Linked DNA regions of Mus musculus: region 2 is linked to region 1. Evidence: chromatin loops called from intact Hi-C (ENCODE). Cell type or tissue: left cerebral cortex. All regions are shown on one strand.

Region 1 (8,000 bases):
TTAGGCGCATCCTCTCCCACTGAGGCCAGACAAGGCAGTCCTCTGCTACATATGTGCCTGTGCCGGGGGCAATCTTTTAATCTGCCTTTTATTTCTTCTCTCCTAAGGCTACAATGCTCCCAGACAGAGCCTCTAGAGCTTACACATTATCCACTGTTCCACTGTGTCCTAAGTCAGAATCCAGTCTAGTTTATTCTTCTCCTGGAGAGAAGATGCTTATTCTGAAGGTGGCACACACACATTTTCCTCATAATCATTGGCAGATGGCTGTGGATCCCTTCTGTTCCCAGGAATGATAGCAGGACTGTGCCTTTTCTATCACTAGGAGCTAATCGTGACAGTGACATTGGACATCATTATTAATAGGTGAAGAACATACATCTTACTCTTTAGAAGGGGAAAGTGGTTTGGGTCAAGTCACACAGTGAAGTCAAAAGAGCCTGCTGCCAGCACAGGCCTTGCCATGGCCTTCCTTTGTGGCCACCAGCTCCACAACTTTGCTCTTTTTTTTCTTTTTTTCTTTTTTTTCTTTTTTTTTTCTTTTTTTTTTTTTTTACATTAGACAACAGATTCATTAGCTATGGAAGCAGGTCTGAATTGTCTTGGGGATAAATAAAGAAAACCATCCTCAGTTTAGTATTTTATGATCTTGCTTTGCTTCCTGCTTGGGAGGATACCTTACCATTGAAAATCCCTAGCCCTTCAGTTTGCCCTCCACTCAACTGTAGCAAAGAACTCTTGATATCCCTGGGGTCCTTTGGGGATACCAAGTATGAAGTGGGGAAAGTAAGATATGCCCCATCCTTTCCACAGGTGAACACTAGACCACATAGAGCATCATATTTGCCTGGGAAGTTTTAACACAAATGCTTGGGCTAGGAGGACAATGGAATGGTAGAGCACCTGCTGACCCTGTGTGAGTCCCTGGGTTCAACCTTCAGCACAAAAAAAGGTACTCTGGGGCTTGACCAGCTCAACTTTGAATGTTCCACCTTTCTCAGGGAACACAGCTCCAATGTCAAAGAGTCCCCTTTGAGTTGAGAAGCTGTTCACATCCTCTGCCACCTAACTCATAGGCACCTTTTTGTGAGATGGGAAGTGCTGCCTTCTGTTGTCTTTGAGCACTCCCTATGAACACACTGGTTCCCCAGCCTTGACACTTTTTCCATACTGCCTATTGTTGTCACCTGATAGTTTTAGAGCTTTGCTTCTCATTTCTTCAAGGAACTCCTGGAGAGTAGGGAGTGTGTATATCACATCCTTATATTATTGCTCCAAAAATGCCAACTTAATTAGCACACAGCACATATTCAGTGCACATTGGTTGAACTGGTGGAAGTCTTAAAGATGGGAAAGCTGATATCATTTCTTATTTGGACAGATGCATTTTGTCCTTTGGAAGCAAAATGATCACATGGGAAAGCTCACATAGAGACAAGCCCTGGCTTCCGATCCTAGCTGTGTCCTGAACTTCCATTGTGACGTGTAGTAAGTCACTAGTGTTTCCTGGCACATCATTTCTTCATTTGTAAAACCGGCACTGATAAGTTAGCTTCATGTTAGTACTAAGACTTGAGCTCTTCTGCATAGCTATGGGCAGTCTTTTTCTCATGTGAAGGTGTGAAGGTCTTTAAAGGGTAGAAATTGATCCTGGGTTCTGAAATGAGAAACTTGGCTAAAGTCTGTGAGTTGCCAAGCTCCTCTGCTTTGTGTGTGTGTGGAGGAGAATGTTATTTACTTGCCACCCATATCCTTGACTTTGAACTCTTTCATCCCAGGAATGTAAAATATTATCTATACACCTGCTCCCTTCTTTTTATGAATAGATCGGGGGGCAGAGGTACAGTGAGCGCAGCTGGATGTCTGCTTGACCCTCTGAATGTTTCCAGCTTGTACTAGGGTTTCCATTATTATGTGTAATAAAACCTGTTCCAGAAATGTATTGTGAGGAGGATTGCTGTTGTTTTTTTTTTTTTTTTTTTTTTTTTTGTCTTCACGGGTTTCTAGTTTTCTCAGAAAGTCAATACAGAAACATGGGAGACAAGATGTACTACTATCCAAAAAGAAAACACCTGAGAGCTAAGGGTTGCTTAACAAAAGCTTCAGTCCCTGGAATACAGTCTGCTACATAGGCACTATTAAATATAAATATATGAAAATGCCCATGACTCTCAAAGTTTTATTTTAAAGAGAAATCCTTAATGAAATTGTATCTCAAATGAGGTGGGTATGAAGCTGTCTTGGTTGAGGAGAGGAGCGAGGTGGGGGGGGGTCCAGTTCTGCTTAGACTCCCCTCTGGGACACAGGGAGATTCTACAGAGCCCAACTGAAAAACTTTTCTTGTAGCTGGTAAAAATGAGAAGTGTTTCAATTTTTGCTTTCTCCCCAGTTCACTTTGGCTATGTGCAATCTTAATAAAATAAATAGAATAGAATCTTTCGGTAGGGGAATATGTGCATCTGAAAAGAAAAGGTTGGCAACTCTCTCCACCTATCCTTACTCCAGGAATCCTCCAGTTATTACTGGGGAAGCATGGAAGAGGTTATTTTCAGTAGGAGACTTCCACCTTGATTCACAAACATATATGAAACTAGTGTTTGTTTAACTTACATAAAGAAGAAAAGAAAAACACCGTGGTAGTTTCCCCAGCATTCTGTAGAATGCTCGTTGGATGTAGTCTACTACATTGGTTCACAATGTAAAGTTCTTCTATAGAATCTGGTCTGGTCAGCAGCCAGCTAGTTGCAACTGCCTTTTGCACCAGAGGCCCCTCTATTACCCTAATAATCAGAACCATTCCTAACCAAATTCATGGTCAGCACCCTGTAAATGCAGGTGTCCAGAAGAGGCCTTGAAAGCACATCCTTCCTCATGCAGGCAGGACTGTGACCATCTGCCCAGCCTGACATTCTTGTTTCCCCATGACCTGTAGGTTACAGAGGGATAAATTTAAGGAGTGTATTAAACAGAGTGGTTTAAGAAGCAAGGCACATCCTCACCACTGCATTTGGAAGACAATTTGGGATAATGTTTTGGAGATGTCAAAGGGATGATGCTTTTAAATTAAGAGGTTTCTTGTTACCGGTGTCATGGTCCTTTCAAATGAATCTCTTCATGCCCTGCAGATTGTCCTTCTTTATAGGTATCAGAAGTGGTAGACATATAACTAGTTCTGGGAATTCCATTTGATAGCAGAGTAAACTAAGGAGTGAAATGATTGTCCCAGCTCCAGATAGCAAGCCACCAGAAACTGCAGCTTCTTCTCTACTGACTTTTCTCCACCTCCTCCATCTCCTGGTCAGTCTCCTGATGGGCTCCCTAGCTTCAGAATCATGATAGAGGATAGCCTTTGGAGCCCCGTGCTCCTCTGTAGCTGCTGCTGAATTCAGTCTTTAGCCCCAAGCATGCCCCACCTCCCCAAACCTGCCATGGAATATGGAATAGTTATTTGAGATTCAGTAGTTAACGCCTGAAATCTGGTTTTAGGATCAAGAATACTCAAGGTTAGGGCTGGAGGAAACTTTAGGACCCCAAGGATTTGTTCAGCAAAGCCAAAGCTAGACCAAGTTTTCCTGTGTTGTTTTCCTGCCTTCCTGATTGAATCCTGAGCCTTTCTTTTCTTGCTCTCTTTCTAGTCTATGAACTGCCTCCCTTCTCTACTCTGTCCCTCCGTGTCCTGTCTGACCGGGGGGGGGGGGGGCTGCCCTGAAGTGTGCTGCACATTGTCTATACTTATTCTCCAGGATCTTGGTGTTTGTTGGCTTAAGGCTGGATTAAGGACCTCAATGCTGGCAAAGAGTCTATCATTCCAGCTCTGAAACAAGACTTAATCCCAGCTAAAACCATCCCAGACATTTGTTTAGAAGTGAAAATAATAGGTTTAGATGATATTGCCCAAGACCCCCCAGCTAAATGACCACAGCAGGAGGCAACTTGGAGACACTCAGCTTGGAATCTTAATTTGAGCACTCTCCAGGACCTGTAGGCGCGGGAGGGAGGAGGAAGACAATTGAGAGCAAGCCTGACTGAACTCAGCCTTCCTTCTTGAAGCAGTCTATCCTGAAGTGGGGTACTCCAGAACCCTGCCGGTTCATTTTGTTCATGGCTCTTGTCTGAAATGCAAAGGCCAGCAGTAAACAAATCCTTGTGTAGTTTGTGAGCAGTCTGGCATTTTTTTAAGGGGTGCCTGGTTGGGAATTTCCCGCCCCACTCCTCAGCCCAAGCCAGGCACTACAACTTGTGTTCAACCTAGCGCAAGGGCACAAACCCTAAGGTTAGGCACGGCCTGCCAGAAGTCAGCTTCTGTGAACCTGGAGGCTGTTTAGCAGCTGGGCTGTGACTGAATTCTCTGATTTTTTTTTCTGGATTTGCTGTCTTGGGCTTGTATCTTCCCTCTGCTTCCCTCACGCTCCCCCCCCGCCCCCCCCCCCGAGTTTACAGCGAACTCAGCAAACTCAGCTCTCAAGGTGGTGCCCATCTGGTCTCTGGGTCCTGGAGCCAGTGAATCTCCAGGGGGGTGCCCGCTCCAGCACTGGTCCCTGAGTTGGGGGTGGGAGGGAAGAGGAGGAGAACCGGAGGGCGCCTCCCTGGGGTCCCAATGAGCAATCTAATATAGGATTATAAGATGTGCGTTCTTCCCTTGCTGCCCAGCACGGACTGCCTAACTTGTTTTATCCGCTGGACCATTTGCTCATGATTCGCTGTCTTGGTAAGAAACAAAGAACTCTCCTAAAACTGCACTAAGTCTCTTTTGGGGGAATCCCTCAGGAAACCCAGGAGCTTCAGCAGGGGCACTTAACGCTCTTCTAGGGAACAAATGAGGACTTCTTGGGTGTCCCTAGGTGCCTTTGCAGACATCAGCCATCGCCCCCTGGAGGGGAGCCTGGCATTCCAGCAACTTCTGTGACTGGAGCCGATAGGGACCGGCCTCTCTCGGGCGGGGGGACTCCAACAAGCGGCTGGCAGAGCGGACCTGTTTGCAGACTACTTTTGAGGTGGGATGGCAAAGAGTTTAGAGCTGGAAAAGCGTGGAAGAAGAGGTTGTGTACCTCTCCCCAGTCCAGAAAGGACCCAAAATCACAAGTGAGAAAGAAAGAGTAAATGCAAACAACCTCAAAAAACAAGCCAAGAAAAGCCAAGCCAAAAGAAGCAAGCGCAAAGCTGTTACAAAACTGTCTGGTTTTGTAACAATTTCCCCGCTGCCGGCCAATGAGCAGCGTGGTAGGAGTCACGTGGTTGCGTTTTATATAACGCTTCGCTGAGACAAGACAGTTATTAGGCAGCGCGGGGCAGCCGGCATGGAGCTCGGGAGGCGAGGCAGACTCGCGCGCGCGGCGATCCCGCCTTCTCGCTCGCGCAGCCCGCTCCCAGCCGCCGCTCTTTCCTGCTAGTTCCCTGTTCCTAGACGCCTCTCCTCACTCCAACCTCCGCAGTTCCTTCTCTCAATGGATTCCCTTCAGACCGCACAGATGGTGAGCTTGTCCGCCGAGCTCGGCAGCAACAACTTGGAGCTGGCGGAGCCGGAGGAGCCGGGGACATCAGCGGCCGCAGGGCAGTCAGCCGCCCACCCGGAGGAGGTGACACCCGAGGGCTCCCAAGCTCTCGGGGCTCAAGAGCCCGAGCAAAGCCTGCCTCTGGCGGTCCCGACACCGCTGGAGTGCAAAGTCCTGCTCACGCAGGCGGATGCCTTGGCATCTGAGGGGCACCTTCGGGAAGCCCTCGAGGTGTACCGACAGCTCTCCGAGAGGCAGCAGCTCGTAGCGGAGCAGCTGGAGCAGCTAGTGCGCTGCTTGGCCGACAGTGTCCCGCAAGAGGAGCTGGCCTCCGACTCGAGCGGCACTTCGAGCTGCTGCGCCGCGGCGCTGAAAGAGGCAGGGGAGGCCGCGGCCGTGGCCCCCGAGGTATGGGATGGCTTTAAGTGCAAGAAGTGTCACGGGTTTCTCTCAGACCCGGTGTCCCTGTGGTGCGGCCACACCTTTTGTAAACTGTGCCTGGAGCGCGGGCGAGCCGCCGATCGGCGCTGCGCTCTGTGCGGGGTCAAGCTCTCCGCTCTGATGGCGGCCAGTGGGAGGGCACGCGGGCCGCGGCGCGCGGGGCAGCCGGCGCCCCTGCAACTGCGAGTTAACGTGGTACTCAGCGGCCTCCTGGGCAAGTTGTTCCCGGGCCCCGCGCGGGCGTCGCAACTCCGGCACGAGGGCAACCGGCTGTTCCGCGAGCACCAGGTGGAGGCAGCTCTGCTCAAGTACAACGAGGCTGTTCGTCTAGGTGAGTCCCCCCCACCCCCCATGCGCCGCCACAGGGGCCGTGCGGGCTTGCTCGCCACGCGAGGGGGGCGGGGGAGCGATCCCTGCTGGGAGGCGGGGGCGGGGGGACGGACCGGACTGATTTGGTTTCGCGCGCGCGCGCGCGCGCGCGGGCTGGGGGGTGGGGTGGCGAGGGAAGAGCCCGTGGCCCACGAGGAGGAGGGAGGGGGCATTGCAAGGAGTTTGTCTTCCCTACTTTAGCTTTTTTTTAAAAGCTGTGTCTCAGTCTTCTGATTGGTCCTATAGCTTTTTTTTTCTTTTCTCGTGCTCTTTCCCTCTCTCCTGCTTGCTTTCCTGCTCCTATACCTCCTGGTTCCAGTTTCTTAGTTTATCCCGTTCGTCTCTTTTTTGCGCATTTTTTTTCTCAGTTTTGTCGCTGTTTCGGTCTTGCTCAGTGTCACTGTCTCTAGTTCACGGTCTTTCCTGGACACTTTGGAGCTCGCTCTTACACCTGCCGGTACCTCCCCTATCAGCAGAAGAACTTGGCACTATTTTCCAAACTCCCGCGCGGTCCTCCTGGCTTTTACCAACCGGAGGTGGCTTGCGGGCGCCTGAGTCCGTGGCTCCCGCCTCTGGGAGTTGTCCCTTCCGGGGCCGAGGCTCCCTGTGGGGTGGGTCCCGCCTGGAATTAGGTCAGGAGAGCACTGGTTGCATAAGGCCCTCGAGCCAGCCCGGGCCGGCGGCCCCTCCCCCGCGCGGGCGGGCGGGCAGGCAAGCGGGCGGGCGGGCGGGCGGGGATTGTGTAACGCTGAGGTAACTGAAGTGGGCCACGCTCGCCTCAGAAACCATCCCGCGAGCGTGTGCGGGGGGCGGAGGGGGGGGGGGCTCGCTCCCCGCTGCCCTGTGACTCATTGTCACCGTTTCCTATCACACGATTCCTTGGCTGAAATAGATGCACTTGCCCCGCCCCCTCCACCCGCTGCAGTTAGACAGCCAGTTCCCCGACATCGAACCCTTTGACCCCTCTAACCCAATGAATGGCAGGACTAGGCAACTGCTCGGGATCCCCCCCCCCCAAGGCAACAAGGGACTGATCACAAAGGGGCCATGCCTCTGTTTAACCTGCTCCAAGAGTTGCCCAAGAGAGTGGGCTTTGTAGCTTCAAGGGCAACCCGGGCAGTCCCACATCTCTGCTGGACTGGAGTACCAGAGTTTTCCCAGGGACCTGTTTGCACCTTCTGCCTCCTCCCACTCCAACCCAGGAAGTGGCCTTGGAACCACCAGCTGATGCCAGCCAGCACCTAGGCAGGCAGGCAAGGCAGGGCGATGTGTCCAACCAAACGTGCTGGTGTGGAGGGAGTTGGCTAAGCAGAAGGGGCTGTAGGGTCCTAGGACCTCCTAGGCAATCTCTGGTGGATAGAGGAGGGATGGGATGGAGTCTCCCCACATTTCAGTCCCACCCAAGCCAGCAACAGGTAATGCAGAAGGGAGCAAAACCAGTGGCTATGAGAACTGGGGAACACAGATATCCTCACAACACATACCCTGCTTGTGTCTAAACAAAGCAGGCTGTGAGCTGCCAATGGGCTAGTGGGTGTGTGATTCAGAGAAGTGTCAGAGAGTACTGTAAACTCTATGCTAAAATCAAGAGCAAGTAATGGGCACCCAGGTCAGCCCAGAGCATACATCCTTCAGGGGATGGCATAGAGGCAGACATCAAAGCCTGTTTCTGGCAGCAGAAGCTGTAGCCTAGAGCTT
Region 2 (8,000 bases), 66 kb after region 1:
ATTCACCACTATGTTTAGGAACTGTAATGAATGCGTACAGGTTGGAATGAAGAGTGCCTTTATAAAGACTGGAGACTAAAATAGTAATAGGTTTAGAAACCTTTGGTCTCATAGAAGTTCAGAGTACAATGGGAGTTTGGGAATGGGAGAAACATAGGAATGATGCCCGCATACTCCTCAAATCAGAGCTAGCAGGTCTTCATCCACTTGTGACTGGTTCTGTTTCTTGGTTATCTGTTTCTTGGCATAGGAAAACGTATATCTGAAGTCCCTGCCATTGACTGCTTGGCAGTATTTTTACAGGGAAGCTGAGATTGCAGTAAAAATGCGTCCATTTCAAGCACCGCTTTTGGGAAACACACTTGAGTGGCTCTCGTGGTCTGAAAATTATTTAACAATCCTAATCATTTCATATGAAAGAGAAGTTATGCTCTGAAATGCCGTTAGGGCAGAGGAAACAGCTTTGACCTAAATTTTATTTTATTCTGCCCCTCTTTCTGCACAAAGCTTCCCTGGTGTCGCCTGATCAACACAGAACTCTCCGTGAGAAGGCCTGGTGAATCAAGAATTGCAGGTGGCCTTTCAAAATCCATTTTCCCAACTGGGTTTCCTTGTCTGGCCTCAGTGGGTGAGAATGCACCTAGCTCCACGGAGACTTGATATGCCAGGGTGGGGGGATACCCGGGGGCCCCCACCTGCTCAGAGGAAAAGGGGAGGGACTGTGAGGGGGTCTGGGAAAGAAGGGCCATGGAGTTTATCACACATTCCTCTCAGCTGTGTTCTTGCTCCATTTGTTAGTGATCTTCTGTCTCTCAAACAGGCCGTTCACTTCTTGATAATAAGGCTATCTGTACTCATATGAAATTTTCAAAATACAACTGAGAATGGGCCAAGGGAGCATGTCATAAAATCCATGTCCTTATTAAGCTTTTAAGAAACATTCAGAAGTGAGGGGTGGCAAAACAGCGAAGTGGGTACAAGGAATTGCTGCCAACACTAACGACAAGCTTGGTCCCTAGCACGCATACTGCAGAAGGAGAGACCCAACTCTGCAGATTGTCCTATGATCTCAACACATGCATTATAACACATACCCACAGACATTTACACAAATAAATAAGTGTTAATCATAAAGGAAGAAAAAAAGCAATAATCACCCAGAAGGGAGTTCCTTTCATGAACGTCAGCTGTAATTTTTCTGCAGGCACTAAGACCATAAGTAAATTACGCTGAGCTTTGTATTTAACCAGACTAAAATCTGGACCTTTTTCCCTTGGGCCCTTTGCCATAATCACAGAGAAAACTCAGTCTTGGGCGAATGTCTGTTGGGAGGTAGAAAGACGAGGCCCAAGTGTTGGTGTGGGAAAAGCAGTGAGGATAGCTGAGTCACCTCCCTCACTGGAGGGTGACCAGGAAAATAGGAAATTACTATGCACAGTGGATTGTGGGATTGTGTTTTGTTGCCAGCTGGTGAGTGGCAGAGCTGGAATAAGAACCCAGGCAGCTGGCTCTACAAGCTGTGTTCTCAACTCCCAGGCTAGACAACCTCTCAGGAGAGTCAGGGACTCTCTGTCTCTGTGCCTGTCTGTCGTTTCACTCCCAGTTCCTAACAGACAATAGCTGTTAAAAAAAAAAAAGGCTTGTGCAAAGAAGTCCCTCTTCTGTCCCTACAGTTCCTTATGATTATTGTCTCTGTCATTTCAGATGCTATTGCTTCCGGAATTTTTCAAATGAATCTGTACAAGAAGATTGTCTCTGCATTTGGTGATTGTCTTAATCATTTGGTGACACTGTCAACACACACACACACACACACACACACACACACACATTCCATCAAAATGAGTTTCCTGCTTATTGCACTGAGGGAGACCATAGAGCACTAACTGAAGCAGCTCAACCCCAGGATATTATGGGATTTGGACTTTGGTTGGGTGGTTTGGAGGAAGTGAGTTGTGGTTTGCTCTAGATTGGGCGTGTCAGAAGGCACACACGTTCTGTAACAAGAGGATCTTGATAAAATCTTATTCAGTAAGAGGGCAGACTAGACCAGAGCTAAAGGTCTATGGGGCAAGCAGCAGCAGGCACACAGGATCTGGGAGAGGGGTGTTTTGTCACTGCAGTGGCTTGGGCAGTATTCATAGTCTGTCTGAATTCAGACATTATAGAGTGCTCTTGCTTTTGTCTGGATCCATCATAGTCACAGAGCTGCCTTGTCTGATGCTGGCGTCCTGTGTTATTATGTTCAGCAGAACACCAAGACCTACTTTAGTGTCGCAACCATTGCCAGAGCAGCTCCTAGCAACCTCAGGGCCTAGCTGATAGCTCTACTTCCACTCCTGAATGGAAAAAAAAATGCTTTTTTCTTATTCAGATCACCCTTTCCCAAGAAAGTTTTTTTGCAGGGAGCTTTCTTAGGTGTGCTGTTTGAGTGGACTCTTGGTTGTTCTCACCACGTAGGCATGCCTATCTCCAAGCCTGTGTTCTCTTATCCTCACCAAACTGATGTGTCTCCATCTACCCAGCCCATGACACATTTCTGAGCTAACAGCCTAGCCTGTTGCTGTGATAAACACCATAGCCAAAAGTCACTTGGGGAGAGGGTCCATTCCAGCTTCAAAATTACAGCCCATCATCAAGGGAAGCCATAGTGGAACCTGGAGACAGGAACTGAAGCAGAAGCCATGGAAGAGCACTGCTTTTAGCCCGCTCCCAAACACATGTTCAGTTACCTGTCTATGACAATGTATGTGCACCCTCGTTTGACTCCCAGAAGGTCAGTGCTATGATGTGGCAATATTTTGCCAAGCAGTACCAAATGCCCTTTTGAAAGTGAATTAGCTCAGTGCATGGACTAGTGGCCTGAACTGCACAGGGAATTGTTTGGTTGCTGGCATAGGGCTTCCTGAGCTAGACTTGATGTTCATTTTCTTTAGTTACAGTCATTTTCATTTGCAATGCCACCATCAATGACTCTCTGCATAGTCCACTCGAGAACCAAGAACTCCTGACCTGGCATAGAGTTGCATAGCTGCTAGCCTAGCACTGAGGAGACTAAGGCAGGAAGATGATGAGTTTAAGAGAAGCCTGGGGGGGGGCTCCAAGGTCTGAAGCTCTTACTGATGCTGTGGTGTGCTTACAGACAGGAGCCTAGCATGGCTGTTCTCTGAGAGGCCCAACAAGCAGCTGACTGACTGAGACCAACACAGATACTTATACCCAACCAATGGACAGAAAGAAGCCAGGGACCCCTGTGGTTGAATTAGGAAAAAGCTGGAAGAAGCTGAGGAGGAGGGCGACCCTGTAGGAGGACCAGAAGCCTCAATTAACCTAGACCCCTAAGATCTCTCAGACACTGAGCCATCAACTGGGCAGCCTACACCAGAGGACTGATATGAGTCCCCCAACACATATACAGCAGAGGACTGTCTGGTGGGGTGTGGGGGTATATGGGGATGTGGGGACATCCTTTAAGGGACTGGGGGGAGGAGGAAAGGGATGAGGAACTGTCAGAAGGCAGAACAGGAGGGGGATAACAACTGGACTGTAAAGAAACGATTAAAGATTAAAAAATAATAATAATAAGGTAAGGTGGCATAAGCCTTGAATCCCAGCACTCAGGAAGCAGATACAGGCAGATTTCTGTAAGTTTAAGGCAGCCTGCTCTATATAGAGAATTCCAGGTGAGCTAGAGATAACCTGTCTCAAAATGAACAAATATTTGAATAAAAATAAACTAAGCAAAATAAAGACAGCCCCCTTTGCTAACCATTGGAAATGAAAGACAAGGAAAATCTGGTTGCTTTCTATCTGACTGCCTTCTGTCTATCTGTGTATGTGACCTGAATTTTGTTCTCATTGCTACGAACTGGGATTGCTGATGATATAACCTTGCCTGGGTCTTCCTATTCTTTCTCTGCCTGCCTTTTTTGTCCTGCATGGATCCACAAGACACACTTACAGTGAGAGGTTCTGAAGGATAAGCGGGCTGCTTGGCTCTAACACTGCAAGCTGGTGGGGGTCCTGGGAAACTCCTTCCCCCCAGTTCTTTGTACCTACTTCTTTGTATCTCCCCGTTCGACTTCACTCAAAGACTCGTGAGTGAGGCACAACATAAGGCAGGGCATCTGTGCATGTGGCTCTTCCTTCCAAACGTTATTTGAGCATAGTTCCCTTTATATAACACACTTCTGAAAATAGGTATGCCTGTGACTATGTTTGTTTGAACGAAGCAGCTTCCATTTCAGTGTGGATCAGAGTAGATTGTTGTGAGACTATAAGAAGACACTACATACCAAATCAGACCAGTAAAATGTGCTTTGTAATTTTTTTTCAACACCCTCTCAACGATGTTATGCTTGCCCTCATTTTAAATGTAACAAAACTGAGGGAGTATGACTAGCAGAGAAAAGGAAAGATAAGAGGAAAATGGTCAGGAAAGTGCTGACCAGGAAGTAAGAGGATCTGGTGGAGCTTGCAGAGGTGGGTTAGGTGATGGGGAAAACTTTAAAGTTGATGTACTTTTGTTATGAACGTAGGACAAGAAGAAAAACAACCCAAAACCTTCTTGAAATGGGACAATCTGAAGTCAGAATAAACAAGAAAAATAGCGCGCGCACGCACATGCACACACACACACACACACACACACACACACACACACACACACCACATCTTTTCATTACTTTCCTCTTTGCTGTTAATGCAAAGCCAGGCATCTATTCTGATATAGAGCCATAGTTCTCCATCTAGTGGCCATCTTTAAAAAATGCACTAGGAGTGTGCCATAGCCTCTAATGGGAAGCTTGAAATACAGTGAAGCTATGTTATTTTTTAAAAAGACCGTGAGCTTCTGTTGGGCTGCTACATTTTTTTAAATGTTGAATAATCATTTGTTTTACATATGACAATCACTGATGCGCAGTGCCCTTAGACCAATCAGAACTTCAGCCCACCTTCCTTTTTGTATTCTTGCCTCGGGAGGGCTATTTTTTGTCCCACTGTCCACTTCACAGGATGTGTTTGTGTATCACATGCTGGGGACACAGTGTAGCACAATATTAACAAGATTCCTGTTCTAATTGAGCTTCCTGTGAGAAACATGGAATAGTCAAGGACATTCCTTAATATATAATTAATATATGTAATTATATATTCTATATATTAAGGAATGTCCTTGACTTTATATATATATAAAACCTCAAATTTTCTATGGAAACAAAAGACATCTAAGGGAAATCATAAGCAAAAATAATATTGCAGGAGGTATCACCATACTCGATTTCATGACACAGTAACAAAATAATGTGGTACTGACACAAAAACAGATAATGGATACTTCAGTAGAGAACTTAATCCTGTACAACTTTAGTCATTTGCTTCTAGACAAGAATGTAAAAATGGGAGAAAAAAACTTTTAAACAAGTGATGTTGTGAAATCTGGATGCCTGCATGTACAAGAATGAGACCAGATATGTATCCCTTACCCTGAACAAAACCGAGATCCAAATGCACCAAAGACCATAATATAAAAGACCTGAAACTTTGAAACTGTGAAAAATAGAACACCTAAATCACTGAAATGAAGCTTACAGTTGACAAACAGGACCTCATAAAACGAAGCCTCAACACAACAAAAGAGCTTGTTAGTCACATGAAGAGATATCGGCAGAATGGGAGAAAATCTTTGTCGCCTGTACATGTGGAGAAGGATTAGTATCTAGAATATAAAGAGATGACTCAAAAAGATAAAAAAGGAATCAACAAAGAAACAACTAAATCAAAACAGAGCCGATCCAATAGTTAGGTGGTCAGCTCAGAAATCATATACAAACAAGTAACATTTTATGAACTGAGCTTCTAGTTACATATTTGTGTGCGCGCGCGTGCGTGCATGCGTGCGTGCGTGTGTGTGTGTGTGTGTGTGGTGTGCATGCATGTAGAATAACAACATAAAAGAGGCCATGAATTTGAGAGAAAGAACAAGGGGGTGCATGAACGGATTTGAGGAAGGAAAGGGAAGGGAGAAGACACGTCGGGCCCTGTTCTAGCTTTATTTCTCAAAGCACAGCAGCCAAAGTATATAACCTCTTCAGCAATAGGTTCTAACCATTCAGTTCTGGAATGCAATCAACAACTGTAGCAATAGTCTTTATTGTTTGGGGGCCTCTGTGGCCTCTGCAGCCACCGATTGCTAGAGAAGAAACCCACTTCCAGCCCTGGGATGTCTAATTAACCACCTTACAGCTCCTGAGAGCATCCATGGCTACCCTTTAGATACACTTCAACATTTACAGACCCAAGCTATCGTAAAGTTTCCCTCAGCCACTTTGTTGTTTGTTATCCTTTGAGCCATACACAACCATAATGCTTCGGGGGTAACCCCTGGCCTTTGTGAACTATTCCCTATGCTCACTTCTTTAGGTACACTCTCGTGTATCTTAAATGAGTCTCTGAATCTGCAAAACGCTCAGGATCAGAGTTAGGGTACCCATATGTAACAAAGCCGTTATGCATAGAGTCCACAGAACAGTGGTGCCAAGTCCATGTGCCATCACATAATGAATGGTGGCGCTGTGGAGATAACCTTGGTAAAGCACTTTGAGAGTTCATATTCACAGAAGGCCACAACTAAAGAGATACTAGTCAAACATAAGCAAGGTCTAACACAACAAGAGAAGATTCTAGCCATTTGTATCAATTGTTTCCTTCACAGATACATGCTGGGTACAGGAGCTTAGTAGGAGGCAGTGAGTTAGGTTTCCACAACCCTCGGTCCTTCGGAGCCATTCCATTTCCACACCCTGGAGCTGTCCTATGGAACCTCTCCGTATTTCTCCAGCTCTGAGGAGCTTGGTGAGGCTGGCTCATGTGGCTCAGGCCTGCTCAGAGCTAATGAATGGTAAGTGAGGTCCAGGTCTCCTGCTGTTCTTGCTGCTCAGGCCGGTCCCTTGGGTCAGAGAAAGTCTGGATTGACACGGGCTGGAGCTGCAGCTTCAACCTCTCCATTCACCTGACTTCTGGAAGAGACCCAGGATGGGCAAACCATCTCCACCCATAGCATACATTTCAGCAATATGCATGATATTCTGCTTAGTCTGGAGAAGTAATGGTCCATCCCTGAACAAGCTTAATCTTCACCTGTATTGTTTCTTTTTCTCTTCTTATTCTCTCTCCCTCTCCCTTCCCTCTCTTTCTCTCTCTCTCTCTCTCTCTCTCTCTCTCTCTCTCTCTCTCTCTCTCTCTCTTTCTTTCTTTCTTTCTTTCCATAATCAAGGCTTTCTCCAATCTGCTTCTCAGTCTTTAAAGTCTTCCAGAAATTCTTTACCATCGACTTTGACTTAGTCTTGTCCTGCCATACACCCCCCTTAGGGATTTGTGCCCAACACAAATCTTGCCACATTTGCCTTCCAGTAACGCAGAAAGAGATCTTTCTCAAATTCAACTTTCTCTTACTCTAGGTTGCTCTCCCACATTATGAACATCTTTTGGTTGCTGGCCTAAGTTGTTTAACTCCTCCAAAGCCTTTCCTACCTCATAAAGATCCTGTCCCACCAAAGGGGCTCCGCAAAACTGCTAAAGCTCTATGCCAGTGCCTGGGTTCTCCTTGAATCCAGTTCTTTCTCAAGTCTCTGATAAACACTGTCCTATCAGGTACTCTGAACTGAGCATCATACATTGCTTTCCTAATACCTATGTTCTTGAGTTGTGCCTAGCCTTCGTCTATTGTTTTACTGCCCCGGGTATCTATGAGAACCTCTGCTAGCGATGACCAAAGGTCTCTGATGGATTATATGAGCTAGTCCATCAGGGGCTGATTCTGTGTATTGCCTCAGGCTATGCAGCTTATGTCTCAAGGATGGATGTGCGCTTATATTGTTTAGTTCCTCTGCTTCCATAGAACTCACAGTGATCACATCTGCTTTGCACCATAGTTTCTTTCTCACAAGTAGGCTGTGAGCAATTTTCCCCCCGATTCCAGTAATTACAGGGCAGAATAT

Evidence for each region. A loop is a pair of places that touch in the nucleus more often than their neighbours do. Peaks named below come from ENCODE experiments on the same cell type or tissue, not always from the same donor. Only the 100,000 strongest peaks of a DNase experiment are listed, where the experiment ranks them.
Region 2: it touches region 1 in a loop (2.8-fold over the local background); 3 of 42 quality-filtered maps call a loop at or near these places.

Annotation. Positions count from the first base shown.
Region 1 is chrX:36,323,136-36,331,135 of GRCm38, forward strand. Lonrf3 (LON peptidase N-terminal domain and ring finger 3) reads left to right here and starts at 5,274. Exons shown (of 11, transcript NM_028894.1): 1 at 5,274-6,264. The coding sequence starts at 5,445. In left cerebral cortex, a CTCF peak has its summit at 4,880 (motif pointing left); DNase peaks (open chromatin) are centred at 5,286, 5,741, 6,127 and 6,847; H3K4me3 peaks cover 2,901 bases; H3K27ac peaks cover 1,074 bases.
Region 2 is chrX:36,388,729-36,396,728 of GRCm38, forward strand. No RefSeq gene overlaps it. Among named protein-coding and RNA genes, the nearest start is that of Gm6268, 11 kb to the right of the region's middle. In left cerebral cortex, a CTCF peak has its summit at 4,781 (motif pointing left); DNase peaks (open chromatin) are centred at 1,424, 2,237, 4,175 and 4,699; H3K27ac peaks cover 341 bases.